Linked DNA regions of Homo sapiens: region 2 is linked to region 1. A link is an interaction called in ENCODE POLR2A ChIA-PET data of the cell type or tissue named here. Cell type or tissue: PC-9. All regions are shown on one strand. Links, peaks and the distances in the headings refer to the core of each region. The heading gives the core; the rest is flanking DNA.

What was found. Peaks named below come from ENCODE experiments on the same cell type or tissue, not always from the same donor. Only the 100,000 strongest peaks of a DNase experiment are listed, where the experiment ranks them.
Region 2: POLR2A ChIA-PET joins it to region 1 with 5 read pairs; 2 of 35 experiments call an interaction of 5 or more read pairs at or near these places.

Annotation. Positions count from the first base shown.
Region 1 is chr10:73,272,478-73,287,877 of GRCh38, reverse strand. It overlaps CFAP70 (cilia and flagella associated protein 70), which reads left to right. Exons shown (of 28, transcript NM_001367801.1): 21 at 9,541-9,699; 22 at 10,517-10,638; 23 at 12,280-12,432; 24 at 13,284-13,445; 25 at 14,861-14,950. It overlaps DNAJC9-AS1 (DNAJC9 and MRPS16 antisense RNA 1), which reads right to left. Exons shown (of 4, transcript NR_038373.1): 3 at 14,920-15,065; 4 at 10,894-13,430. It also overlaps the pseudogene RNU6-833P. Among named protein-coding and RNA genes, the nearest start is that of MRPS16, 28 kb to the right of the region's middle. In PC-9, for the core only: no CTCF peak of the experiment used is centred there; no DNase peak of the experiment used is centred there.
Region 2 is chr10:73,028,923-73,044,322 of GRCh38, reverse strand. P4HA1 (prolyl 4-hydroxylase subunit alpha 1) reads left to right here. Exons shown (of 15, transcript NM_001017962.3): 10 at 13,953-14,052. Among named protein-coding and RNA genes, the nearest start is that of P4HA1, 60 kb to the left of the region's middle. In PC-9, for the core only: no CTCF peak of the experiment used is centred there; no DNase peak of the experiment used is centred there; H3K27ac peaks cover 426 bases.

The DNA of each region.
Region 1 (15,400 bases), core at 4,081-12,080:
TAGATAGATAGATAGATAGATAGATGTTAAAATGCATCAGTCCATTTTTCCCCCCTAGAGATATTTCTTCCTCCAAAGCCTTCTATCTTCCTTCTTCAGTTCTCAGTGCTTACCCTCTAGGCCTGATGGGTAACTCTTCTCCTGGGATGTTCCTTTGCTGTGATTCTGAAAATCTCCTTTAACTTCAAGATGCATCATTTCTTGGATTCTGTGCCTTCCTCTTTCATACTTTGCTTCCTCATTTTGGTGGAGCACATCCTCCAGAAGCTTCCTAAGAAAAGTATGAGTAATAAACATATTGAGGCCATGCATGCATAAAATAAGTTTATTCTACAATACACATTAATAAATAATAAAATAGAAAAAATATATTTGCATATATCACCTAGGATTAAGAATATTTTCCTACATAATCAAAGCATCGTTTTTTCATACACATAAAAATGTGGTCATGTACCACATAACGTTTCAGTCAATGATGAATCACATATGTGACAGTGGTCCCGTGATATTATAATACTGTATTTTTACTGTACCTTTTCTATGTTTAGATACACAAATACTTACCATTGTATTATAGTTGCCTCCAGTATTCAGTACAGTAACAGCCTGTACACATTTGTAGTGTAGGAGCAATAGGCTCTGAAATTCCCATTTCATCACTTTTATTATAGTTTACTGTTCTCTGATTAAATTCTTAATCTGACCTTTATCTTCTTGATCACAGTGACTACTGTTGGGAACAGGCCCCCAAATCTGGCCATAAACTGGCCCCCAAACTAGCCATAAACACAATCTCTGCAGCACTGTGAAATGTTGTGATGGCCACAACGCCCATGCTGAAGGTTGTGAGTTTACTGGAATGAGGGCGAGGAAACACCTGGCCCACCCAAGGGGGAAAACTGCTTAAGGCGTTCTTAAACCACAAACAATAGCATGAGTGATCTGTGCCTTAAGGACATGTTTCTGCTGCAGATAACTAGCCAGAGCCCATCCCTTTGTTTCGGCCCATCCCCTTGTTTCCCATAAGGCATACTTTTAGCTAATCCATAATCTATAGAAACAATGCTTATCACTGGCTTGCTGTCAACAAATATGTGGGTAATACTCTGTTTATGGCTCTCAGCTCTGAAGGCTGTCAGCCCCAATTTTCCACTCCACACTCTATATTTCTGTGTGTGTGTCTTTAATTCCTCTAGCGCCACTGGGTTAGGGTCTCCATGACCGAGCTGGCCTTGGCAACTATAAAGTTTGTGTCCCAACCTCCTGTGGCACTATTTATATTTTCTCTCCTTTTTATTTGTTTTGGTTCATATTGTCAGGTATCCTTGTGTGTCTGGTTATTTTTAAATCATATATAGGACACTCTGTTGGTAAACTAATTTAGTTTGAGGGATCAAGAGGATTTTTTTGTTTGTTTGTTTGTTTGTTTTTGAGACGGTGTCTCACTCTGTTACCCAGGCTGGAGTGCAGTGGTGCGATCTCGGCTCACTGCAAGCTCCGCCTCCCGGGTTCACGCCATTCTCCTGCCTCAGCCTCCTGAGTAGCTGGGACTACAGGCACCCGCCACCACGCCCGGCTAATTTTTTGTATTTTTAGTAGAGACGGGGTTTCACCATGTTCGCCAGGCTGGTCTTGATCTCCTGACATCATGATCCGCCCGCCTCGGCCTCCCAAAGTGCTGGGATTACAGGCGTGAGCCACCGCGCCAGGCCAAGGATTTGAAGATGACTTATAATTCCTGTGAAGGCCTATTTCAGTTTCATCCTTTACTCTTAGAGTGTAGCTCTTTGGTATCTCAACTCAAATTCCTTCTGGTGGTCATTGTCTACCAGTGTCTGCCATACACATCCTTGAGAGTCAATCAAAAGTAAAGTTGAGCCTGCCAGACTCTCAGTCTCACCCTTGAAACTCATATACCCATGCAAGAAAATATAGTTTCAGGCCTGGAATGGTGGCTCATGTCTGTAATCCCAGCACTTTCGGAGGCTGAGATGGGTGGATCACCTGAGGTCAGGAGTTCAAGACCAGACTGGCCAACAGGGTGAAACCCCATCTCTACTAAAAATATAAAAACTAGCCAGGTGTGGTGGTGGGCGCCTGTAATCCCAGCTACTCAGCAGCCTGAGGCAGGAGAATTGCTTGAACCCAGGAGACAAAGGTTGCAGTGAGCCGACACGGTGCCACTGCACTCCAGCCTCAGCGACAGAGTGAGACTCCGTCTCAAAAAAAAAAAAAAAAAGAAAATATAGTTTCAAATGATGAACTGAAACCCTGGGTTTCTGCATTTCCTAGATGTGAGCTTAGAGAGTCTATCTGGTTAGCTCTCTGGTATATTCAAGCATGTTTTAAAAATATATATTTTGTTCACCTTTTCTGGTTGCCCTCAGTGGGAAATTGGTCTGAATGACCCAGTCAATAATTGCCAGAAGCAGAAGTCCTTCCCATCTACTTTTCTGTCCTTCAAAGGTTTTTTGATATTTCTTGTAGTTTACTTTTCCTCTTCTGTTTTCTTCATCTTTGTAGGTTTATACATTTTAAATTCTCATTTTAGTGAGATTTTCGAAATAAGAATAAGGAAATATATATACATAGCCTATCTACTCTGTTTAACTGGAAGTCTCCATCTTCTTCATCTAGACTCATAGCCCATGTCCAACACATTCTTCTGTTGGTAATTCAAAATAGCCCAATCTCTTGCCTGCCTTAATTTAACCTAGTATTGTATTTCTCTACTTCCATATATCACTAATGGAGCAATGTACATGTGTTCCATTTAATTTGTCTCAGTTTCTTATATATCTAATTTGCCTACCTCTTGTAATTTAGTTTCCATTCTATCAGCTGAAATCACATTTATAAGACTAATGTTCAATTTACAGTAATGGAAGCAGCATGAAGTGGTGTGGCAAACCCTCTTACAAGTTGCAAGTATAAAATATTTTTTAAAACAGTAATTTGAAAGTGGGCCATCTGGTCTCTGTCATAAATAATCAACTCTGCTAATGTAATGTGAAAGCAGTCATAGATGATGCATTTAAAAATGGATGTGACTGTGTCCCAAAACAACTTTTATATATATATATATATATATATATATATATATATATATATATATATATATATATATATATATATGTGGCAGGTCATATATGGCCCATAGGCTATAGTTTGCAGCTCTGTCTTAACAGCAACCATTAAAAAAAAACCACAATTACATATACTCTAATACACTATAGATAAGTCAAAATGGGATACTAAAAAATGTTCGCATAATTCACAGGAAGGCAGAAAAAGGAAAATAGTAGAATAAAAAGCAGAGAGAACAAATAGAAAACAAATACTAAAATGGCAAACTTAAATCCTAACATAAATAAATACTATGGTAGGCTAAACAATGGCTCCTCCAAAGATGTTCATGTCCTAATCCCTGGGACCTGGAACTGTTGCCTTATATAGCAAAAGAGACTTTGCAAATGTGGTCAAGAATCTTGAAATGGGGAGATTATCTTGGATTGTCTGGGTAGGTCCAATGTAACCACAAGGGTCCTTATATGAGAGATGCAGGAGAAGTCACAGACAAAAAAAAAGACAATGTGATAACGGAATCAGAGGGCTAGAGAAAGATATTTGAAGATGTTATGCTTCTGGCTTTGAAGTTGGAGGAAAGGGGCTACAAACCAAGGTATATAGGTAGCCTCCACAAGCTGAAAAGGCAAGGAAATAAATTCTCCCTTAGAGCCTCCAGAAGGAGCTAGCCCTGTCAAATCTTGACCTTAATCCAGTGAAACTGATTTCAGACTTTTGGCCTTGAGAACTATGAGATAATATGTTTGTGTTGTTTTAAGCCACTAAGCTTGTAGTAATTTGTTACAGCAGCAATAGGAAACTAACATAATTACATTCAATGCAAATGGTCTAAACATACAAATTAAAAGACATAGACTGACTTTAAATAATAATTTTTAAAACCTCAACTATATGTTGTGTACAGGAACCTCATTTCAAATATAATGATATAGGCTGAGTGTAGTGGCTCATGCTTGTAATCCCAGTGCTTTGGGAGGCTGAGGTGGGAGGATCGCTTGAGGCCAGGAGTTTGAGACCACTCTGGACAACATAGTGAGAACCTGTCCCCCAAAATCCACAAACAAATATAGTGATATAGATAAATTAAGCATAAAAGGATAAACAATAAGAGCTTATGAACCAATAATAGTAAGCTGGAGTAGCTGTGTTAATAATGGACAAAGAAGACTCCAGAGCAAAGAAAATCAATTGAGACAAAGAGAAACATTAAAGAACAATAACAGGGTTAATTCACCAAGAAGACATACCAGTTCTAAGTGTGTTTGCACTAAACAACACAGCTTTTTAAGATAATGAAGCAAAAACTAACAGGGCCGAAGGGAGATGCAGACAAATTCATACTTAGAGTTGGGTGTGTCTCACCCCTATCTCCGTATTTGATAGAACCACTAGACAGAGAATTAACAGAATATAGAAAAATTGAACAGCACCATTAACCAGTGGGATCCAATTGATATTATAGATCACCCAACAACAGCAAGGTACACATTCTTTCAAGTGCACATGGAACATCACCAAGACAAACTATATCCTAGGCAATAAAACTGACCTTAACACACTTAAATGAATTGAAATCATACAATGTATGATCTCAGACCATGACAGAACCAAACTAGTTATCAGTAATAGAAAGATAACAGGAAAATCTGGCCAGGTGTGGTGGCTCTTGGCTCACGCCTGTAATCCCAGCACTTTGGGAAGCCAAGGCTGACAGCTCACTTGAAGTCAGTAGTTTGAGACCAGCCTGGCCAACATGGGGAAACCCTGTCTCTACTAAAAATACAAAAATTAGCTGGGTGTGGTGGTGCACGACTGTAATCCTAGCTACTTGGGAGGCTGAAACAGGACAATCACTTTAACTCCGGAGGCAGAGTTTGCAGTGAGCTGAGATTGGGCCACTGCACTACAGCCTGGGCAACAGAACAAGACTCTATCTCAAAAAAAAAAAAAAAAAAAAAAAAGATAACAGGAAAATTTCTAAACACTTAGAAATGATCAACGCATATCTAAATATTCCTCTAATGAAAGATGAAGTCACAGGGAAATTTGAAAATTTGAACTGAATGAAAATAAAAATATAACTTATTAGCTGGGCATGGTGGCTCATACCTGTAATCCCAGCACTTTGGGAGGCCGAGGGAGGCAGATCATCCTAGGTCAGGAGTTCAAGACCAGCCTGGTCAACATGGTAAAACCCCTGTCTCTACTGAAAATACAAAAATTAGGCGGGTGTGGTGGTGCACACCTGTAATCCCAGTTACAGGGAGCCCCATGCAGACCCTGTTTTAATGTCCTTTTGGCAGCAGACTGTTGTTTTGTACCATACATTCAGATCTCTAAGCCAGTGTAGAATCCATCATGGTTTGGTGTGGCCCGCCTGGGACTATGATATTGGCATAGTTTTTTTTTTTGTGTGTGTGACATTCATGTTTTGTGATGTTCATTCCTTTCTCTGAATCCTGTCATTGTGTTCTTGCAGCTGTGTGACATGAGTGGTGCAGTTTTGGATATGTGTGAGGGGGATTTTCAGGGTAAGCTGGCCCTGGCCTTGCCCCTCCACCCCGATAGCTAGCCAGGCCAGCTGCCCAATCCTCCCCTCCGCTCCTCCTCTCTGCATGTGGCTCAGGCCATCCGCATGGCTGCTTCGTTCTCCAGCCTTCCCCAGCCTTCCCCAGCCTTCCCCAGCCTCAATATGGATGAGTTGATCCATGAGCTTATTTGGCTTTGGGGGATCCCTGGCTTCTTTTTATTTCTTTTCATTAGGAGGAGCTGGGGGAGAACCCAGTCAGCCCCTTTTCCCCACCTTCTCTTTCACTAGAATCACGTCGGTATGTCCACAAGTACCCAGTGTTTAGCTTCCATTTATAAGTGAGAACTTGCAGTATTTGGTTTTCTGTTCCTGCATTAATTCACTTAGGATAATGGCCTCCAGCTGCATCCGTGTTGCTGCAAAAGACATGATTTTGTTCTTTTTTGTGCTGCGCAGTACTCCTTGGTGTATATGTACTGCATTTTCTTTATCCAGACCACCATTGATGGGCACCTTAGCTAGATTCCATGTCTTTACTACTGTGAATATTGCAATCACATGTGTCCTTTTGGTAGAAAGATTTGTTTTATTTTGGATATATACCCAGTAATGGGATTGAAACTCTATATTCAATGACATAACATCGGTAGTTTGAAATTGGCCATGGTAGGAGAATTTACGTCATGGAAATCAGCAAACCAGGCTCCACCCACACCCCTGACAGCCAGCAGTTAAACATTTACCATCTCATCACTAGATATATAGGAAAACTTCAAGTATTTGGAAATATACACTTCTAAATAACTCACAGGTCTCCAAGGCAGGCAGATCACTTGAGGCCAGGAGTTTGAGACCAGCCTGCACAAAATGGCAAAACTCTATCTCTACAAAAATTAAAAAAAAAAAAAATAGCCAGGTGTGGTGGCATGTCTGTAGTCCCGGCTACTAGGGAGGCTCACGTGGGAGGATCACGTGAGCCTGGGAGGTTGAGGCTGCAGTGAGCCATGATTGTGCCACTGCACTCCAGCCTGGGTGACAGTGAGAGTCTGTCTCAATAAATAAATACATACAGATCTAAATAAATAAATAATCAACCCACAGGTCAAAGAAGAAATCACAAAGGATATTAGAAAATAGTTTGAACTTAATGATAATGATAGCAAAACAAAGCAAAATGTGTGGAATTAGCTAAATTATTTTCTAGAGAGAAGTTTATAGCTGTAAATGCTTATATTGGAAAATAAGAGAAGTCTAAAATCAATGATCTAAGATTCTACCTTAAGAAGCTAGAACAAGAAAATCAAATTAAACCCAAAATAAGTAAAAGGAAGGAAATAATAGCCCAGAATAGAAATCAGTGAAATAGAAAACAGACAAAAATAGAGACAATCAATGAAACCAATAGCTGTTTCTTTCAGAAGATCAATGAAACAGATAAATCTGATCAGGGAAAAAAAGAAGTCACATTACCAATATCACAAATGAGAGAGAGGACATCACTGAAAATCTTATAAATATTAAAAAGTTAATAAGGAGAAGTTATTAACAACTTAATGCCAACAAATTTAACAACTTAAATGAAATGTATGAATACCTTGACAGACATAAACTAACAAAATGTACTCAGGAAGAAACAATCTGAATAGCCCTATATCTCCTAAGGAGGTTAAATGGGTAATAAAAACCTCTCACAAAGAAAACTTCAGGCCCAAAAGGCTTTATTAGTGTATTCTATTAAATATTTAAGGAAGAAATAATTCCAATCATACCACATGTTCAAAAAATAGAGAAAAAGAGAACACTTACAAACTCATAATTTGAGAACAGTAATCACCCTGGTATCAAAACCAGACAAAGCCATCCCAAAGAAAGAAGAGTACATACAAATAACTTTCATAAGCCTAGACACAATACTTATTTATTTATTTAATTTTATTATTATTATTCTTTTTTAAGAGACAAGGTTTTGTTATGTTGCCCAGGCTGGTCTCAAACTCCTAGCCTCAAGTGATCCTCCCACCTCAGCTTCCCAAATAGCTGGGATTATAGGCATGAGGCCCCACACCTGGTTAGACACAATAATTCTTAACAAATATTAGCCAATCAATTTCAGCAACATATAGAAAAGATATATTTAAGCAGGGTTGTAAGATCAGTTTCACATTTGAAAATCAGTGTAATTTATCACCGGGATAGCTAAAATTAAAAAGATTGATAAGACAAATTTATAACAAGGATGTGGAGTAGCTGGAACTCTCAAACATTCCTGGTGAGAATGCAAAATGGTGTAACCACTTGAGAAAACTGGTAAGTTTTTTCTTTTTTTTTTCATATACTTACATGGCTTTCCAATAAACGGCAATTTTTAAAGGTTATTTTTCTTTTCTTTTCTCTTTTTTTAAGACAGAGTCTCGCTGTGTTACCCAGGCCAGAGTGCAGTGGCAAAATCATGGCTCACTGCAACTTCTACCTCCAAGGCTCAAGCAGTCCTCCCACCTCAGTCCCTCAAGAGTAGCTGGGACTACAAGTGTGCAACACCATGCCTGGCTAATTTTTGTTTTAGTAGAGATGAGGTCTCACTGTGTTTCTCAGGCTGGTCTTGAACTCCTGAGCTTAAGCAGTCCTCTTGCCTCAGCCTCCCAAAGTGCTGGGCTCACAGGCGTGAGTCACCTCGCCCAACTTCTTATATTTATTTATTTATTTATTTATTTATTTATTTATTTATTTATTTATTGAGACAGAGTCTTGCTCTGTCGCCCAGGCTGGAGTGCAGTGGCACCATCTGGGCTCACTGCAAGCTCTGCCTCCCGGGTTCACGCCATTCTCCTGCCTCAGCTTCCCGAGTAGCTGGGACTACAGGCGCCCGCCACCAGGCCCGGCTAATTTTTTGTATTTTTAGTAGAGATGGGGTTTCACCGTGTTAGCTAGAATGGTCTTGATCTCCTGACCTCATGATCTGCCCACCTTGGTCTCCCAAAGTGCTGGGATTACAGCTGTGAGCCACCACGCCCGGCCCCAACCTCTTATTTTTTTAATTGATATATAGTATTTGTACGTATTTATGGAGTGATATTTTGTTACATGCCATTTAAAATGTGGAATGCTTCAGGAATCTGTGAGTCATCCTTGTGCAGGGGCCATGCTAATCTTCTCTGTGCTGTTCCAATTTTAGTATGTGTGCTACTAAAGTGAGGACGAAACTGACAAGTTTTGAAATAAGCTTAAACATACATACACATGCCAGCAGTTTCACTCCTATTTTTTTTTTTTTTTTTTTTGAGACGGAGTCTCGCTCTATGCCGAGGCTGGAGTGCAGTGACGTGATCTCGGCTCACTGCAAACTTCGCCTCCTGGGTTCACGCCATTCTCCTGCCTCAGCCTCCCGAGTAGCTGGGACTACAGGTGCCTGCCACCGTGCCCGGCTAACTTTTTGTATTTTTAGTAGAGATGGGGTTTCACTGCGTTAGCCAGGATGGTACTGGATCTCCTGACCTCGTGATCCACCTGCCTCGGCCTCCCAAAGTGCTGGGATTACAGGCATGAGCCACCGCGCCCGGCCTCACTCCTAGATCTTAACCCAACTGAAACAAACGTATCCTTGCAAAGATCTGTATGTAAATGTTTAAATAAAAAGATTTATTTATTTTTTTAATAACTTAAAATAGGGATCTGTTTGATATTATGACTTGGACTAGCAGCATGGTTGTACTGGGGAGTCACAGTGACAGAAACTGTTTTGTCAGTTTAGCTTATACTCTTTAAATTATTAAAAAATATAAACAAGTCTACCAAACAAGTCTGTCCTTCATGAAATATTTAGGGAATATGTTTCTTATGCTTTGCAAAATGTATCTCTTACAATAACCTTTAAACACCCAATGTAAGAAGTTTTATTTTTCATTAAAATGTAATCTATTTAGGACCAGGAGCTGCATTATCTATTCTAGACAAATTTCTTGAAGAATCCTCCAAACTGCAGTCTGATTCACAAGAACCCATTTTGACTACACAAACTTGGGATCCAAGTATAAGCCAAAAACCATCTAACACATTTATCAAGGAGATACCAACAAAGAAAGGTAACTAGAAATAAAGATTTCCACTTGGAAGAGGGGCATAAGCTAGACAAGGATGAAGACTCTTACGATGATGAAATGGCAATCCTGACTTGTTTGAAGTTGATAACCAGGCTCTGAAATCCAAACTCAATGGTGTAACTCTCTCAGTAAGCAAGGATTTTATATTTAGCTCACAGAAGTAGCCAACTACAGATCTATGATTTCCTAACAGTTCTTCGTTTTTAAAAAACATCTACAAACTGTGTTTCACATTCAAGAAGATCTGAATACCTTTTTAAACCTTTTTATTTGGTTGTACTTGCATTTGGAACCACAAGTAGATTTACCTTGAGAACCTTTGAGTGCTCCTTTTTGGGGACCATTGCTAGAGAGCAGTCAATTGCTTTCTAGATTATGATCCCTCTCATGTATTAGATAAGAAGACTCTCCCTGCCAAGTGAATAGTGTCTGAATTTTTTTTTTTTTTTGAGATGGAGTCTTGCTCTGTTGCCAGGCTGGAGTGCAGTGGCGCAATCTCGGCTCACTGCAACCTCTGACTCCTTGGTTCAAGTGATTCTCCTGCCTCAGCCTCCCAAGTAGCTGGGATTACAGGCACGTTCCACCATGCCCAGATAATTTTTGTATTTTTAGTGCAGACGGGGTTTCACTATGTTGGCCAGGATGGTCTCGAACTCCTGACCTCGTGATCTGCCTGCCTCGGCCTCCCAAAGTGCTGGGATTACAGGCGTGAGCCACCGCACCCACCCGAATGTGTCTGAATTTCTGACACTTTTTCTGTTATATCCAATCTTCAATCCTTTTAATGTAATATTTTCAGAAGCATCAAAATGTCAAGATTCATCAGCTCTTCTGCATCCCGGCCTTCATTATGGTGTTTCTCAAACTACCACCATCTTCATGGAGACCATACATTTCTTGATGAAAGTCAAGGCTGTGCAGGTCAGAGTATTTGGAAAAGGGCAAGTAGATGGAAAGATTTTAGCAAACTCTTTATTCTATCCATAATGGTATCTTTCAAGCTTCCATATTTGTGAAACAGAAATCAAATATGCTTTTGAGAGCATACTTTAAGCCCAATGGAAAGAACATCCAAACATGAACCACTCTTTGCACATGGCAGCAGAAGACCTCGCTGCAAGTTCTGCTCCCTGTAGAATACCAACAGAGCTAAATCAGACTCTAAAGGCATATGTTGCCTGATATCACTTTATTATGGGAATTCATTTTGTGAGTGTTGGGGGTTCACAGGAGCCAAATCATTCCCTTCTTCCCTTCTAGGTTAGATCCAACTAGAAACATACACAGTACTATGTGGGGGAATAAAAATATTAGCTTATTTTTATTGGTAAAACTTGGCTGGACAACATAACTAGCCCCACATTTGACTTACCCATGCAGTCACAGGTAGAGCAGCTGAAGAATTGAAGCCTCCTCTCAGAGAAGAAGAGCATTCTAGGAAGTCTGCCTATTACATGGGAAGAAAGAAGCATATTCATGAGCAAGCAGTAGGAGAGATCAAGACTCAGGAGCCAGGAGTGTTTGGTTTTGATCCTGCCAAGTGCATGCCCTACTCAAGGGCAGGCAAGCTCAAGAAAGGGCAAGAATTATTAACTGGGTGGGATTGAGCCACATTAAGCAGGAGGCTTTAACACATTAACCCTCCGCAAAATAGAAACAGACTCTCTTCTTCCACAGCTAAATAAGTCATTAGCTCCCCCAGGTCAGAGACCCAGAAGGCAGGTGGAAAAAATAGCTGCAGCTGTTCCCTCTAGTATTCTCCTAAAAAGGTGTAAGTATAATGTAGAATTTTCTACATTATAGGCTGAGATGGGAACAGTGGGAGATGAAAAGAAGGATTTACCCTCGACTTAAGAAGTATATCTAACTTTGTTAATTTTGTAGGTCTTATAAAGTGTAAAAAGCAAAGATTTGGCCAGGCATGGGGCTCACCCCTATAATTCCAGCACTTTTGGGAAGCCAAGGCAGGAGGATTGCTTGAGGCCAGAAGGCTGCAGTAAGCAGCCCTGGGTGACAGAGTAAGACCCTGTCTCTAAAAAAAGAAAAAAAAAAAAACAAAATACAAAAATTGACCCAAACTACAAAACTGGTAAACATAACCAATGTTTGGAGGTGGATCCAAAACAGACATTTATGTTTCTAAGATTTCAAGTCTAGATTGTTAGAAAGGCAGTTTTACCTCACTTAAGTTTCCTTACAATGTCAGCTGCCTGAAAATGTTACCTCCTTTGTAAATGGGGTGGTTGATGATGTGCCTTTGTCTGCTGCATAATACATGCAGTCTAACACTCACCTAGTATGATGACCAGCAAGACCAGAATTGTACAATATTGCAAGTTATTCACTTGGTAATGTCTTCATTTGGTGACTAGGTGAATAGCTGGTAATGGAACTATGAAGTGCAGAATGTTTGTAATTCACCCTTTACCTTTTGAAGTTGAGGATAATTATTTCATTCTGTAATACATTTCGTATTATTTATTATCAGAGACAGAATCCTTCAACCGAAAAAGACGCAATGCAGCCATTTATATGTTGCTTATAATCTGATTATCCTTGCAGTATGTGCACAGAGTGCTTGCACATGAGCTGTTATGCCCTCAAGGAGGCCCCAGCTGTGAATATTACTTGGTGCTGGCCCAAACACACATTCTTAAGAAGAACTTTGCCAAGGCAGAGGAATACCTTCAACAAGCAGCCCAGATGGACTACCTGGTAATGACTTTTGCTAAAGCCTCTTGAGTCTGGAGAAGGGGCTTTATTTAAAGGTGGTGATGCCATATCACACGTAGATTTCTGGTGAACAGAAGGGTGGTCATCAGCTGTCAGTAAACTCATCTCTCTATACCCTTCCATTTGCTTTTCTTAAGTAATCATGAGTTGGCTGGGCGCGGTGGCTCACAACTGTAATCGCAGCACTTTGGGAGGCCGAGGCAGGCAGATCACGAGGTCAGGAGTTCAAGACCAGCCTGGCCAACATAGTGAAACCCCATCTCTACTAAAAATACAAAAAATTAGATGGGCGTGGTGGCAGGTGCCTGTAATCCCAGCTACTCAGGAGGGTGAGGCAGGAGACTCGCCTGAACCTGGGAGGCGGAGGTTGCAGTGAGCGGAGATTGAGCCATTGCACTCTCCAGCCTGGGCGACAGTGCAAGACTCCATCTCAAAAAATAATAATAATAAAGTAATCATGAGTTTTGCAAAGAGCAGAGAAAAGGATATCTTTAGCTGATAGTGTTTATTTCAATTTTTCTAGATTTCTTATATTTTCTCATGTGAACAGTATTGGGGTTATGCTTGAATGTTTTTCTTAATATTTACTCCACACCCAAAATGGCTTTGAAGAATGCAAGAAAGAAATCTGAGGGCAGAGCTAGAAAAATGTCTCCTTGTACAATTAAATGGTTATGTTTCTGAGTGCTCTTAGAAAAAGAAAACGGTTGATCTGAAAAAGAAAAGAGAAAGGAAATGGACAATCTATCTAAATTTAAATGTTAAACAAAGATCATCAAGGTACTTTTAAATACTACCTTATCCCATATACTACTTGCTTTTCACTTTCCCAGAACCCCAATGTCTGGGGCCTGAAGGGCCATCTCTATTTTCTGAGTGGAAATCATTCTGAGGCCAAGGCATGCTATGAACGAACCATTAGCTTTGTAGTGGATGCTTCTGAGATGCACTTCATCTTCCTGAGACTGGGGCTCATCTATCTGGAAGAGAAAGAGGTGAGGGGTAGAGAATGGGGAATAACCCCGTGGTCTGGGAACTAATTGTAATTCAAGCATTAACATCTATCTGTGTGGACTAAAACTAGTAATATAATAATGACACTTTTACATCCAAAGGTAAAGTGACTTGCCCAACATCAGACAACCAGTAATTAGTGGAAGCAGCATTCAAACTCAGGCAGGCTGAAACGAGAGTCTGTGATTTTAACCATTATGCTACTAAACAGTTCTTAAGAACTCAGTAAATGTTATGCTAGCTAAAATTGTATTCACAGTAGTAGAAACATCCTTAGCTTGACTTACTTAACAGAAGGTATCATGGGCTTCAAAAGGACTTCTCTCCAAACTTTCTCCTAAACACAAAGGGTTATATTTAATCTGGTTGAGGCTAACCCCATTCCATAGGGCGCTCTGACCTGACCATGGAAGCAGTCCCTCCCCATATTTTGGGAAATATTCCGAGTTCTTTGGAAAAACAAAACCTTTCTTTTATGGAAAATTTCAGTACATACAAAGCAAACAGAATAGTAGAATGAAACACCATGGACCCATCATCTCACTATAACAATTATCAACATTCTGCCAAAGGCCTTTTGACTCCCCTGCTTTTGTTTTGACTTTATTCTATTTTTCCCGTCAGAACACCCAGTTGTCTTTTTATTTAATATAAAACAGCAACAGCAACAAGAAATTACGATGCTGTATGATGTTAAGTGGAAAGCTCACATAGGCTTGAGAGAAATCCCTATCCCACTGTAGTGAAGTATATAAGGAGAAGTTTTCTTTCTGATGTCATTGAAAGCTGCATCTTCAGAGCACTGCTGACTTAGGCAGACCCCGGGCAAGCAGGTCTTAGGCTGTTTGCTGAGGCTCAGCTATAGATGTATCTCATGTTGGAGATACAGGACAAGAAATTGTCCCTTCAGGGCTATGTCCTTTGAAAGTTTGTCTTCTGAGTTTTTCTAAAATTCTAAGATCTTTTACAACAAAGGTGTAAAATGATGAGGCTGTATCAAGTATACCTTTTAGTCCAGAGATTGTATGTTTGTCATGCCACCACATGATGTTGCATTTAAGTGAAAGGGAGTAATCCATGAAGTGGAGGTGGAATTCAGATAATCATGATGGTTGCCCCCACTTTCAGTGTAACTCCTTGCCTCAACTCTTACAGAGACTATAAATGTCTTTGGAACTACTTCCAAGTGAAAGTCTGCTCTTTCATGTGATCTATCCATCTCCTCTCACCAATCTTCTTGCGATAACTCCCTTAAGGTAGACGTCAAAGTACAATTAAAGGACTTGCTTAACTTAGATTGTTCTGGAGAGCAATTATCAGAGATCCCATGATCATCCCAGCAATATGGGGTTTGAAGCTTCTAGAACAGTAGCTTAGTGGTGCTTTCTTTCTACAGTATGAAAAGGCAAAGAAAACCTATATGCAAGCCTGTAAGAGATCACCTTCATGCCTTACCTGGCTAGGACTGGGAATCGCCTGCTATCGGGTAAGAGGATGAAGGCTTGAGACTAGGGCTGTGGATACAGCTGACCTTGATTCCTTGGCCTTCCAAGCATCCTGGGGGTTTGTGATGACATTGGAATAGCAATCAGGGCTGTCTGCTGTAATGAAAAGTTGTTCTTCAAAGGTGTTCAGTGAACTGAAGGTCACTTAACTAGCTAGAAAAATAAAAGATCTTTTTAAAAAATCCCAGAAAAACCTGAACCAAGAAGCTACATAATAAAAAAAATTCATGTTATTTGGTATAGACACTCCTTTGTGATATTATCTGTAAGAAAAAGGTGATATGGGAGATGAAGAATCTATTCAAGTCAATTAAAGAAATTGATTGACACTTACTAAGCACTGTGACCCTTTGATATGCAGGAGGAGTTGCTGTAACTTCTGGCAGAAGCTTTTGCTCTGCTTCTCCTAAAAACTCTTTACTTAACCTTCC
Region 2 (15,400 bases), core at 3,352-11,351, 240 kb after region 1:
AAATGAATTTAAGGAGTCTACTATTTTTTTTCAAAATATTTAAATAACTTCTAGATCTGAGAAAGTTTCTGTGAAACCCAGTGCTATAAATCATTTACATACAGCTTCAAATGATTTTTTGTTTAAAAAAAGTGAAAGGACAATAAATCTACAACAAAAATCTGTCAACTCATTTTCTCTTGATTTGGAAGTGGCTGTTCTTACTGCCACTTTTCTAAATGTTTTTGTGGATTCGAGACCATTACCCACCATCCAGACCAATCTGAACCCTTCCAATCACCTGTGGCTTGGCAAAACAAAACAAACAAAAAGCCCAAAATTGCCTGCTACTGGAGTAAGTCCTTGTCCTTTCTCTTTTTTTGTAGCTGAGCCGAGCTACAGTACATGACCCTGAGACTGGAAAATTGACCACAGCACAGTACAGAGTATCTAAGAGGTAAGGGAGTAATGGAGAGAACTTTAGTCATATTTGGACCATTTCTTTCTTGGGAATCTAATTTTCTGAAAACTCATGATATAGTTTCTAAGACCTAGGTGGTTAGGCATAGATGTTTGATAATATCTGTGCTGGAGTTTTCATGACGGACTAATAAACATGGTTATGGGGCAGTTAATAGGGGTTTTCCAAAGTAACATTAACTTACATAATGTCTGTTGAGGCTCCCCAAACTTTGATAAGTGAAATGTGTTCTCATATTGAACTAAGAGAAGTTCCCAAATTCCCTTCATTAAACAAGGCCTCTTTTGGACTCTGCAGTAAAGCAGGGGTTTAAAAATCTCAGGGTCACCTAGTAGCTGCAGGTATTGCGTAAGTAAGTGCCTTTATAACAAAGCCTTTGCAAGTTCCTTGCTTTTAACAGTGTTTAAAGATAATCTTATTAGGTTATTAGTTGATTGATCACTAAAATGTTTTTTAAAAAGAGCTCACTGTGTAACTTAGAGCTCACAGAATTGGGTGACAGTATTACAATAGAACTCCTTTTCCATCTACTTGTGAAGGTTTCTCGGCTCTCATGAAAATAGAAATATCTTTGTGCTGAATTTTTATTCTAACAAGTAGAATATTTATCCACAGACACAATAACTAATGAAATATAACAAACATAAGCCCCATCCATCTCATTAGGAACATCTTAATACATTTTCACTTGTTTATACTTGATAATGATTGTTTAGTCATGTTATTTAGATTAACAAATGTGAATAATAATTATAGTAACAATCCAGAAGATACTATCTTTAACACAGCCTTTTTATAGGTCTTTAACACAGGCTTTTTGTTTTAGGAAATTCATATTTTTGTTAATTGTATAAATATTTTTAATATAGATAAGTATAATGTGATAAATAAAAGATTTTCAGGCATAAAAATGTGTCACTGTAGGACAAGGTTTCTTAACCTTATCAATAGCACTATTGACATTTTGAGTCAGATAATTCTTGTTCTTGGGGGCTATCTTCAGCTTTGTAGGATGTTTAATAGCATCTGTGGTTCACTGGATGCCAGTAGCACCCTTCCTTAAGTTGTGACAATCAAAAATGTCTCCAGACATTGTCAAATGTCCCCTGATAGGTAAAATCCCCACCACTACCTCTAGTGACTCCACCCCTGTTGAGAATTAACTGTTCTAGGATAAGAATGGAATGAAACTATAACATCAAGAAAAAAAAAAAAGATGTAAAATGTCCAAGTATTAAAAAATATTTTGTTCACATATTTTAAGTGGATGATGGTGGATATCAAATCATTATGGTATTTAGATTCCAGTGGATACATTTAAAGTAATCATTTTTTAGAAATTACCAACGTTTTCAATATGACAATTCAATCATTCGAAACTAAATTATGAAAAAATTTAGTTGTCAACTAAAAAATTTATGCAAAGGCAAACATAGATTTTAACAGGCATTTTAGGAGGTACTCAGAGAAATTTTGAAGATTACTGCTGTCTTCAAAAAGAAAAAGATTAGGCTGGACCGAATGTGTTGATTCAGCATTTCCTTTTTCTTTTTTGGGCAGGACCATATGCCTTTTATATATTAACCTTAAACGTTACTATACACGTCTTGGTTTCTTGTCTCTGCTGTATAACACCACCTGCCCTTTTGCCCCAGTAAGAGAGAAAAATTTTTTTTCTTGCCTATCACTAGCTTCATAGCTGAGACCCCTATAACAAAAGACAGATTAACAAGAGAAAATCATACAAATTTATTTAATACAAAATTTACTTGACAAGAAGCCTTTAGAAATGAAGACCGCAGCCTGAGCAACATGTTAAAACCCCAACTCTACAAAAAATACAAAAAAAATTAGCCAGGTGTGGTGGCATGTACCTGTAGACCCAGTTACTTGGGAGGCTGAGGTGGGAGGATCACCTGAGCCTGAGGAGGTTGAGGCTACAGAGAGCCACAGTGAGCCATGAGCATGCCACTGCACTCCAGCCAGGGTGACAGAGTAAGATCCTGTCTCAAAAAAAAAAAGAGAAAAGAAATAGAAAAAAATGAGAACCCAAAGAAACAGGGAAACCTGTGTATTTTTATGCTAGGTTTGATGAGTGGATAGTCATACAGAAGTATGATGAACAAAGGGGATATGATCTAATGGTAATAAACTGGGGGAAACTTAGCAAAGCCTGTTTGTTCACATACCTCTTGGTATCTCTGTGTCTCAGGATAAGGATGTTCATTTCTTCCAGGTAGAGAGAGGATACTTCTGGATTGAAAGTCTTATACTACTTTAGAGGAAGGTCAGAGAATTCTTTTTTTTTTTTTTTGGGGGGGGGATGGAGTCTTGCTCTGTCGCCCCCAGGCTGGAGTGCAGTGGCGCAATCTTGGCTCACTGCAAGCTCCGCCTCCTGGGTTCATGCCATTCTTCTGCCTCAGCCTCCTGAGTACCTGGGACTACAGGCGCCCGCTGCTGCCCGGCTAATTTTTTGTATTTTTAGTAGAGATGGGTTTCACCGTGTTAGCCAGGATGGTCTCGATCTCCTGACCTCGTGACCCGCCTGCCTCGGCCTCCCAAAGTGCTGGGATTACAAGCATGAGCCCGTGCCTGGCCTAGACAATTCTTTTATAGCCTGCTTAAGGGGAAAAGAGTGGGAGAAGGTCAGAGAGACCTGCTTCTGCTCAAATGCTACAGTGCCATATTTTGGGGTTGAGTGTCCTGAACCCCATTAGAAGACATGAAGAAAATTTAAATTTGCCATAATATGATTTTCATTTTAATCACAGGAGCAATTATCCTTAAGGAACACTAATAGATAGTAAGGATTTGCAGAAACTAATTTGCATAGACATGTTTTGAGATATGATTTACAGTGCTTCTGAACATTGCAATTAACCCGATTTTTACATTAAGCTAATTTTCCATTCTATTACAGAACCTAATTCATATCTACAAAAAACCCCTTCTTTAAAAAAAATAAAAATTAAACTGTTAACAGATTTTATCAGATTATTGCATGGTTTTACACATTTTTTGTCATAAAGTTTGTAAATAGCTAAATCCTCTAGATTTGCATGCTTCTAGGAAGCATATAAAACAAAATTACGGCCAGGAGTGGTGGCTCACGCCTGTAATCCCAGCACTTTGGGAGGCCAAGGTGGGTGGATCACAAGGTCAGGAGATCAAGACCATCCTCACAAACATGGTAAAACCCCATCTCTACTAAAAATACAAAAATTAGCTGGGTGTGGTGGCGCGCCTGTAATCCCAGCTACTCGGGAGGCTGAGGCAGGAGAATGGCTTGAACCCGGGAGGTAGAGATTGCAGTGAGCCGAGATCATGCCACTGCACTCCAGCCTGGCGACAGAGAGAGATCCATCTCAAAAAAAAAAAAAAAAAAATTCATGAATTCGATGTTTTGGAAGACTGTTTGTTTTTGGAAATTTTCTATGTATGCAATGACCCTTTTGAAGAAATATCCAGCCCACAGTCAATGGACTGTTGCCAATAAATCAAAATAAATCACTGTAGGAAAGTGATCTATACACTTAAAAAAAAAAACTAAATATTGCTAAACATTTCAAACCTATTTTTTAAATATTCTAACTTTGTAGCTCTTAAGCAGTTTTATTGGATTTTTGAGAAAGGTACAACCATACTTACATATTATAAATGATAGCAGAAGGTATTTAGCTACTAGCATTAGAAGGCCGGGCATGGTGGCTCATGCCTGTAATATCAGCACTTTGGGAGGCTGAGGTGAGAGGATGGTTTGAGCCCAGGAGCTTGAGACCAGCCTGGATAGTATAGCTAGACCTTGTCTCTATTTACAAAAAATTAAGAAAAAAATTAGCTGAGAGTGATGGTGCACGTCTGTAGTCCCAGCTACCCAGGAGGCTTAGGTGGGTAGATCACTTGAGCCTGGGAAGCAGAGATTGCAGTGAGCTGAGATTGCACCACTGCACTCCAGGCTGGGTGACAGAGCAAAAACTCTGTCTCAAAAAAAAAAAAAAAAAAAAAAAAGGCCATCTCAGTTGCCAAATGGAAGAAAATTCGTGTTCTGATGTCAGTTAATTTAATCCCTTGTAGCCTGGGAACATCTGTATTTTGAATGATTTAGAAAGGAATTTCAAATATCTGTATTTAGAGAACTGTCTAAGCGATGACATCACTTTCAGTGGAAGTAATAATTTGTTCCAGCATTTCAGCAAATAGAATTTTTTTGGCAAAATATTTTTGGAACTCCTTTAGTATTTAAAAAACATAAAACAGGCGGGGCATGGTGGCTCACGCCTGTAATCCTAGCACTTTGGGAGGCCCAGGCGGGCAGATCCCGAGGTCAGGAGATCGAGACCGTTCTGGCTAACACAGTGAAACCCCATCTCTACTAAAAATACAAAAAAATTAGCCGGGCATGGTGGCGGGTGCCTGTGGTCCCAACTACTGGGGAGGCTGAGGCAGGAGAACGGCAGGAACCCAGGAGGCAGAGCTTGCAGTGAGCTGAAATTGCGCCACTGCACTCCAGCCTGGGCAACAGAGCGAGACTCAAAAAACAAACAAACCCATAAAACAAAAAAGGCTTTTTTTTTTTTAAGAGGCAGGGTCTTGCTCTGTCATCTAGGCCTAAGTCCAGTGGCATGATCATAGCTCACTGCTCCTTCCAACTCCTGGGCAGAAGTGATCTTCCTACCTCAGTCTCCCGAGTAGCTGGGAATACAGGTGCTCACCACCATGCTTGGATAATTTTTAATTTTTTATTTTGTAGAGACAGGGTTTCACTATATTGCCTAGGCTGGTCTCAAACTCCCGGGCTCAAGTGATCCTCCCAGAGTATTGGTATTACAGGCGCGAGCCATTGCATCCAGCCAAAAAAGGCTTTACTTATGTTACTGACAATCTGTTAACTTTTGGCAAGTCATCTCTGTCTTTTCCACTATTAAAAAGCAAATAAAGGCCGGGCACGGTGGCTCACGCCTGTAATCCCAGCACTTTGGGAGGCCGAGGCGGGCGGATCACGAGGTCAGGAGATCGAGACCATCCCGGCTAAAACGGTGAAACCTCGTCTCTACTAAAAATACAAAAAATTAGCCGGGCGTAGTGGCGGGCGCCTGTAGTCCCAGCTACTTGGGAGGCTGAGGCAGGAGAATGGCGTGAACCCGGGAGGCGGAGCTTGCAGTGAGCCGAGATCCCGCCACTGCACTCCAGCCTGGGCGACAGAGCGAGACTCCGTCTCAAAAAAAAAAAAAAAAAAAAAAGCAAATAAAAACCCTAAGAATTTACTACAGCTTGTAAATGAAAAAGCTAATAATTTTGGGTAGATCAGAGAAATGGAATTTGAAGTTTTTGAAATGTAAACATTCAGTTTTGTGCTCTGAAAAGATAGTTAAGTGAACTCATAAAGTCTAGTTAAAGTAATATAAATAATGACCTATGCAAATAAACAATAATCTGTTTAGAGTGGTAGAAAAGCTTTTTTGATTCTGGTGGGAAAGTGATTTTCATTTTTTTACTCTGAAGTGATGATTTCCTACAATACGGTATTTATGATATCATGAATGTAACATGATATATATGTATATGTGTGTATTTATTTATTTATTTTATTTTACTTTATTTTCTTTCGGAGACAGGGTCTCACTCTGTCGCCCAGGCTGGAGTGCAGTGGCACAGTCATGGCTCACTACAGCCTCCACCTCCCAGGCTCAAGCAATCCTCCCACCTCAGCCTCCTGAGTAACTGGGGCTACGGGTGCACACCACCATGCCCAGCTAAGTTTTGTATTTTTGTAGAGATGCGGTTTTGCTTTGTTGCCCAGGCTGGTCTTGAACTCCTGGGCTCAAGTGATCATCTCACCTTGGCCTCCCAAAGTGCTGGGATTACAGGCATGAGCCACCATGTCTGGCCTTAAATATATCATAAATATGTTATTTAGGCTTAAGATTTTGTTTACCCTTGTTACTAAGGAGCAAATTAGTATTAAAGTATAATATATATAAACAAATACAAAAAGTTTTGAGTGGTTCAGCTTTTTTATTTTTTTTAATGGCATAACTTTTAACAACACTGCTCTGTAATGGGTTGAACTGTGGTACTCAGACTGAGATAACTGAAATGAGTGGATGTATAGTGTTATTGCATAATTATCCCACTATGAAGCAAAGGGACTGGATAAATTCCCAGTCTAGATTATTAGCCTTTGTTAACCATCAAGCACCTAGAGAAGAATTATTGGAAATTTTGTCCTCTGTAACTGGCACTTTGGGGTGTGACTTATCTTTTGCCTTTGTAAAAAAAAAAAAAAAAAAATATATATATATATATATATATATATATATATATATATATATATATAGTGGTTTTCGATTAGCTAATCATAGAATATTCTTATGTGTGTGTCGGGTTAGAAGAAGGTAGTGATCATGTTCAAATTACATTACTGACATTTTTCTTTGGAGCTTTCCTTACTCACATATTAGAAGTGTAGTTTTGCAGTGTGAGAATGTTGCTCCCTTACTCTGCGCATTCTAGTGGTATTTTACAAAATCATGAAGTTTTTTTTTTTTTTTTTTAACAGCGGAAACTCAGTAGAAAGGAAAAAAGCATAGAAATGTTACTCTAATTGAATGCACAGCTTTGGCTTCAGGTCCTGTCATTAAGGCCAAAAGGAACATACTTTGGGCTATTTAATTTTTAATGGAAAAAAAAGGACACATATAAAGTTATCTGAAGAAATAGTTCTTTTTTCTCCTGGCACTAAATTGTGTTTTATGGGGAAAAACACTGTATAATTAGTTGACATTTTCAATTACAGTTATACAAAAGATAAATGATCTTCAAATGATTTTTCCTATTAAATGCTATAACATTAAAAAAAAATCCCAACTCAGTTAAAGCACTGGGTACTAGAAAGCAAAACCTCTGGATTTCTTATGATTTAATCTAACACAGGAATAAGACTTCCAGGTCCTAGAAGAATGGACAGTTAACATACATTACAGTATAATGGTCTCCACTGAATTTTAGTAATGTTACAATGTAAATTCAGAGCTGAGTTTTTAGATAACCTATTATGTCTATAATAATGTCACTGAAGACAGATTAGCAGTAATTGTTAAGGATGGGATCCAGATGAGTAACTTGAAGATAGTTCTTAAACTAAGGAAAGTCTTAATGTATTTTGGGCCAGGTGTGACGGCTCACACCTGTAATTCCAGCACTTTGGGAGGTCAAGGCAGGTAGATTGCTTGAGCTCAGGAGTTTGAGACCAGCCTGGGCAACATGGTGAAACCTCATCTCTACAAAAAAATACAAAAATTAGCCGGGCGTGGTGGTGCATGCTTGTAGTTCCAGTTACTCCGGAGGCTGAGGTGGGAGGATTGCTTGAGCCCGGGAGGTAGAAGTTGCAGTGAGTCGAGATAGCGTCATTGCACTCTAGCCTGGGTGACAGAACCAGACTCCATCTCAAAAAAAAAGGGAGTGTTACTATATTTTGGAGGGGATTTTACATGAAAGTCAAATTAAATGAAATAACTTCCCATGCATCAGTAGAATTCATTTTCCTCTGTAGTGACTACAACAGAACTACAATTAAGATGACAGTTTGACAGTTATTTTTTTTTTAACCTACAATCAACATTGGTTTTAACTGCTAAGCCTCAAACCCTTCATCAAGATTTTTTTTTTTTTTTTTGAGACGGAGTTTTGCTCTTGTTGCCCAGACTCGAGTGCAATGGCGTGATCTCGGCTCACTGCAACCTCTGCCTCCTGGTTCAAGAGATTCTTCTGCCTCAGCCTCCCAAGTAGCTGAAGTTACAGGTGTGCACCTTCACACCTGGCTAATTTTGTATTTTTAGTGGAGGCGGGGTTTCACCACGTTGGTCAGGCTGGTCTCGAACTCCTGACCTCAAGAGATCCACCCGCCTCAGTCTCCCAAAGTGCTGGGATTACAGGCGTGAGCCACTGCGCCTGGCCGAGATATGTTATGATATAACAAGAAATGCAAATAAAAACTTAAAAAATTTAAACCATTAAAATATTTTTGCCTTGCTAAGATTGACAAAGAATAAAAGGATTGAAACTGGCAAGGGTTTTATGAAATGGGTAGGTGTAAATCATTGCAACTGTTTTGGAGGGAAATTTGACATTTATCAAAATGTAAAAGTCATTTAGCAATTCCACATCTAGGAATTTATCGTACAGAGATACTCCCACAAGTGTGCAAAGATATAGCATTTTGTTACAATATTGTTTATAACAGAGAAAAATTAGAAATAACCTATTATTTAACCAGTACTTAATTGGTAGACTTTCATGGCCATTCCTGGAATTAAAAGTTTGTGGTGGTGTTCTGTTGTTTTTTTAAGAGATGAGGTCTCATTCTGTTGCCAAGGCTGGAGTGTAGTGGTGTGGGCATAGCAACCTCGAACTCCTGGGCTCAAGCAATCCTCCTGCCTCAGCCTCTAAGTAGCTGAAACTATAAACCTGTGCCACCACACCTTGCTCATTAATTTATTTTAATTTTTTTTGTAAAGACGGGGTCTTGCTATGTTTCCCAGACTGGTCTTCAACTCCTATCCCCAAACGATCCTCCCACCTTGGCTTCCCAAAGTGCTGGGAGGTTATTAGATTTTTTTTTTTTTTCTAAAAGCAGTAGTTTAAAAGGCAGTGAGGGATGGGAATATAAAGTGGTGTCACTGCTGTGGAATATAGTCTGCCAGCTCCTCAAAAAGTTTAGGGTTACCATGTGATCTAGCAATTCTACTTCTAGGTACATACCCAAAATAATTTAAAGCAAGGAGTCATATACTTGCACACCTATGTTCATAACAGCATTTATTCACTATAGCCCAAGGTTAGAAGCAACCCAAATGTCCATCAACAAATGAATGGATAAACATGTGGTATATATAGATAATAGAATATTATTCAGCCTTAAAAAAGGAAATGAATTTCTGATACCCTGCTTATAACATGGATGAACCTTGAAAACATTATTTTGGCTGGGTGTGGTGGCTCACACCTGTAATCTCAGCACTTTGGGAGGCTGAGGCAGGCAGATTGCCTGAGTCCAGGAGTTTGACACCAGCCTGGTCACCATGATGAAACCCCGTCTCTACTAAAAATACAAAAAACTATGGTGGTGCATGCCTGTAGTCCCAGCTACTTGGGAGGCTGAGGTGGAAGAGTCACCTGAGCCCGGAAGGTTGAGGCTGCAGTGAGCCAAGATTGCATCACTGCACTCCAGCCTGGGCAACTGGAGTTGAGACCCTGTCTCCAAAAAAAAAAAAAAAAACCACACACACATGTTAAGTGAAATAAGCTAGAATTGACAAATATTATATGATTCTTCTTACAGGAGATACCTAGAATAGGCAAATCCATACAGACAGAACGTAGAATAGAGGATTACCAGGGGTTGTGAGGAGGGAGAGATGGGAGTTGTTGTTCAGTGGGTACAGTTTTCTGTTTGGTTTTGATGAAAAAGTTCTGGAAATGGATAGTGCTGATGGTTGTAAGGTATTGTAAATGTACTTAACACCAGTGAATTGTACACTTAATTAAAATGGTAAAATTGCTGTTATATATATTTTACCATAATTTAAAAAATAGTCTAAATGGCTAATTTTATGTTACATGTATTTTACCACAAATTTTTATTTTTTTAGAGATAGGTTCTCATTCTGGGGCCCAGGCTGGAGTGCAGTGGTGTGATTGTAGCTCCCTGCATCCTTGAACTCCTGGGCTTAAGTAATCCTTCCGCTTCAGCCTTATGAGTAGCTAGGACTACACAGGCACACGCTACCATGCCTGGCTAATTTTTAAACTTTTTTTGTGGAGACAGGGTCTTGCTAGGTTGCCGAGACTGGTCTTGAACTCAAGTGATTTTCCTGCCTTGGCTTCCCAAAGTGCTGGGATTACAGATTTGAGACACTGTGCCCATCCTGTTTAACTTTCCTGATGTTATTCTTTGAAGCATAAAAGGTTTTTATTTGGATAATGTCCCATTTATTTATTCCTTTTGTTGCCTGTACTTTTGATGTCATAGCTAAACCATTGCTTCGTCCAACGTCACAAAGATTTGCTCCTGTGTTTTCTTCCCACAGTTTTTATAATTTTAGCTTTTACATTTAGGTCTTTGATCCATCTTGAGTAATTCGTTTTAATATAATGTGAAGCAGAGGTCCAGCTTCTTTCTTTGCATGTAGATAACCAGTGTCCCATGACCATTTGTGGAATGTAACAAGCATTTCTTACTTTTGCAGTTTTAAAGGAGTAAAGTGAAAGACTGGAGTGGTAATTTGCTAGAATGGCTAAAGTGAAGGTATTTTTCTTGGTAGCAGGAGACTTCAATAAGCAAGCATTGACAAGGAGGAGATTAAAGATAAAAGGGAGGCAATAACTGCTGGAGTAAGGCATCTAGAGTTAGAAAGCATAGAATCAAAAGCATAGATAGAAAGTCTGCCTCTATAAGGCTGAAGGACGATGATTCTACCAAAGTACAAGAGGAAAAGATAAGACTAGATATTTAAAAGTTGTTGGTAGCAGGGAGGGAAGTTGAAGATATCAGAAGACACGTTCTCTGTGGGTGATAGGTTCCAGGATGGAATAGGAACAGTTTGTTCATGAGGCATTTAGTTCGAAGCTTTATTAGAATGCTTTCCAATTTAGCATTGCAATTACCTGTAAAAATCAAGTCAGTAGTTGGTTGGTTGCTTATAAAGTTCAGACATCCATCAAATTGTGCTAGGCAGGAAAGACAGGTACATTGACATATACCAGATTAGTTCTACCAGGAACTTGGGCAGAATTAGAAGAAAAAAATTCTTAATATACTTAATCAGCTATATTCTTTACAACAATAACACTTTGATTCTTCCCATTTTTGCTACACTGAGGAATTCTGTAATACTCAGCCAGTCCCAAAAAATTTGCAAGATATCACCAAGCAAATAATTTTAGTAATATAGGATAAATCTAAGAATCCACCCTGTTTGTCATGTTAGTTTCATGTTGGTAATGATTAGTAAAAACTTCTTTCTTCTCCATGTCTTTCTCTTGTTAAAGAAAAACCCACACACTCTCTCTTGCTCTCTCTCTTACGCTTGCTCGCTTCCTTTGTCTGTCTGTGGAAGCTTTGGCTTCGTCTGGCAGCGGGAGAGGTAAAGGAAAGCTTCTCTAAAGAAGTGGTAACTAAGGTGATATCCAGAGTCTTAATTTTGCAAAGTGAAAAAGAATATTCTGGGCAGAGAGAAGAGCATACGCACTAGCCTTAGGCCTAGAGGAAATACGTTCTTGAGGAAATGTTGCTGCTGTCCTGAGAGGGAGGCAGAATATAGTGTTGGAGGCTGTAAATTAGGAGACCAAGAAAAAGCAGCCTGAGATACTAGAGGAATTCCTGGAGAATGAGTGTTTGAGAGAGTTTCCAAAAGGATGAGTATTGTCACAAATGTTACCAAAGGAACAAATACAATGAGAATTGAAAAATGTCATTAGATTTAGAAGCACAATAGGGCTGTGGGTAAGATTAGCAAGAGCAATTTTGAGGGAGTGATATAAGTGACTAAAGCTAGATTACAGTGGGTTCAGAGATTAGGAATCTGACAAAGTTAGCTTGAAGAGGGAAAAGAAAGATTGGTAACTGGAGGGATGTACAGATTTGGGGAAATCATTTTTAATTGTAAAGGCGTTTATTTGCTCTATGAAGTAGGAAATACATTATCTACTGAGTGAAGGGAGAGGCTGAAGTGAGTTAGGGTACAGAGTGGAAGAGGAAGTAAAGTGAAGAGCCCATTTGAAGTTGGTATTCATGAATTTTTAGTGGAACATATCTGCCCTATTTCATGACTTTCTCCAGTAGGGTTTGGTGACAGAGATATACGCTTAGATAAAAGAGATTGATCCAGGATTGTTTTTGCCAGACAGTTGAGTTTAGGCGTTTAGAAAGAATGTTAAAATGATGAACTATGGAATCAAAGCTCAGTGAGAGGAGAAGTGAAGAAAGCGAAGGACTGATTGACTGCTTAAAAGCATATGTGAAAAAGGGATATAGCTGAATTTGGGAGTACCATTTAAAATTGAGATATAGTTCCCGTATCATAAAATTCACGCTTTTAAAGTATGCATTTCAGTGGTTTTTAGCCTTGTGCAACTATAACCAATGTCTAGTTCCAGAACATTTTTGTCACTCAAAAAAAATCCTGTACCCATTAGGAGTCATTTCCCATTCCCCCCAGCCCCATCCCCATCCCCTGGCAACCACTAATCTATTTTCTATTATCTATTGATTTGTCTATTCTGTATATTTCATAGAAGTGGCATTATATAACATGTGGCCTTTGTATCTGGCTTCTTTGACTTAATATGATGTTCCATCCATGTTGTAGCATGTATGTAGAGACAGGGTCTCACTCTGTCACCCAGGTTGGAGTGCAGTGGTGTGATCATAATTCACTGCAGCCTCAAACTCCCATGCTCAAGCGGCTCTCTTGCTTCAGCTGCCAGAGTAGCTGGAATTACAGGTGCATGCCACCATGCCCAGCTAATTTTTTAAATGTTTTGTAGAGTTGGGGTCTCACTGTATTGCCCAGGCTGGTCTCAAACTCCTGGCCTCAAGAGACCTTTCCACCTCAGCCTCCCAAAGTGCTGGGATTACAGGCATGAGCCACTGTGCCTGGCCAGTACTTTATTCCTTTTTGTGACACAATAATATTCCAGTTTATAGATCTATCACGTTTTATGTATCCATTGATAAATTGATGGATATTTGGGTAGTTTCTACTTTTTGGCTATTATATGTAATGATGCCATAAAAAATTCTGTACAAGTTATTGTATGGACATAAGATTTAATTTCTCTTGGATATATACCTAGAAGTAAATTGCTGGGTCATTTGATAACTGTGTTTAGCATTTTGAGCAACTACCAAACTGTTTTCCAAAGTGGCTGCCCCTTTTACATTCCCATTAGCAATGTATGAGGGCTCCAGTTTCTTCACATCCTTACCAACACCTGTTATTGTCCATCCTTCAGTAGGTGTGTTTGGGTAACTTTTCAAAACTTAAGCAGTAAGCAGAATTTTTTTCTTATAAAATATTAGCATTATGTAGCTCAGACTAAAGACCCCATGACTTCCACCATAGTCAGTTCCTATACCTTACCTGGAAAGAACGTTGTTTTGTTTGGTATGGTTTTTTAAAGAATTTTTTGAAGTTCTCAATGTAGGTGGCTTTCAATATAGCCTCCTTACATTAATCCAACTGTTTTCATATAAGCATTATAATAAATTTGATTAGTTTTTTCCTTCCCAACCTCTAACAGTAGAATGTGACATTTAAAAAAAATTACAATATCCATTAATAAAGATGATACTAAGCAAGAAAATGAACTAAATGCCTTCAGTAAAGGTTTATTGTCCTATATATTAAATATTATGGCTTTAAAAATAACAGCTATTAGTCTCCATGTAATGAAACATTATCAATAAAACTAATATTCCTCTTATTCTTAGTGCCTGGCTCTCTGGCTATGAAAATCCTGTGGTGTCTCGAATTAATATGAGAATACAAGATCTAACAGGACTAGATGTTTCCACAGCAGAGGAATTACAGGTAGGTAATCACATTATCCTTAAGTCATTTTTACACTTCAGGAGATGCTTGAGAGGAGATTTCCTGACACTGAACAGGCAGTCCTCAATTTGCATGATAGTTTGGGACCTTAAAAAGTGACCCTGTAAGCTGCAACCATGCAAAGTGATTTTAATAATGGGAAAAATTGTGATTGTTCTGTGACTTTTAAATTTCTTGTCAAAACATGAAAACTCTTATCTAGGGAAATGAAAAATATAGATCACTAATACTTACTAAGTACACTGTAATTTTTTTTCTATCCCCCAGGCCTCACTTTGCCTGTCAAGTGGCCAGGGTGGGTTTTAAAAAATAGTGGGTTTTTTTCCTTTTTATTTATTTATTTTTAAGCAAACAGTTTTCCTTTATTTGTAATAGTGAAACATAGGACTTTTTTCATCACTTCTCTTTTTCTGTTACTTTTATGTCTATAAATCATTTGTCATCAAAAGTAGCTGTCCCAAAATAATTCTTCTTCACTCCGTCATAATCACAACTTGACTCAAAATATCTGTAGTAAACAGGTATATATAGGAATGTTAGTTATAGGGAATAAACATAAAATCCATGTATAATAATCTCACTTGGTTTCAATAGTAAAAAAAAAAAACTAAGCATAGGCCTATAAACCAGAGAAAAGAAACAGCTTAGTCTTCCCCTTTGTCAGCGTTATTTACTATTCCTTAGTCTTTTCCTGTAGAAAAATACTTTTTAAAATATTTGAGTTCCCTTTTCTGTATTAGATTTTTTTTTTGAAGTTATCAAAATGTGCACTAAAAAAACCAATGCCTTTATTTTAGCCTTTCTGGTTGCAATTTTTTTTTTTTTTTTTTTTTTGAGATGGAGTCTGAGTCTGGCTCTGTGGCCCAAGCTGGAGTGCAGTGACATGATCTCGACTCACTACAACCCCTGTCTCCTGGTTCAAGCGATTCTCCTGCCTCAGCCTCCCAAGTAGCTGGGATTACAGGCATGCGCCACCACACTGAGCTAATTTTGTATTTTTAGTAGAGACGGGGTTTCACCATGTTGGCCAGGCTGCTCTTGAACTCCTGACCTCAAGTGATCCACCTGCCTTGGCCTCCCAAAGTGCTGGGATTACACAGGCGTGAGGCACTGTGCCTGGCCTGGTTGCAAAATTCTAAGACAGATGCAGTCAATATGCAGCTCATAAATTCATTAGAAAGGTGATACTTTTGCTTCTTTTCAACCTTTCTTTTTCTTTTTGAGACAGTCTCACTGGAGTGCAGTGGTGCAATCTTGGATCAGTGCGACCTCTGCTTCCTGGGCTCAAGTGATTCTCCTGCCTCAGCCTCCCAGGTAGCTGGGACCA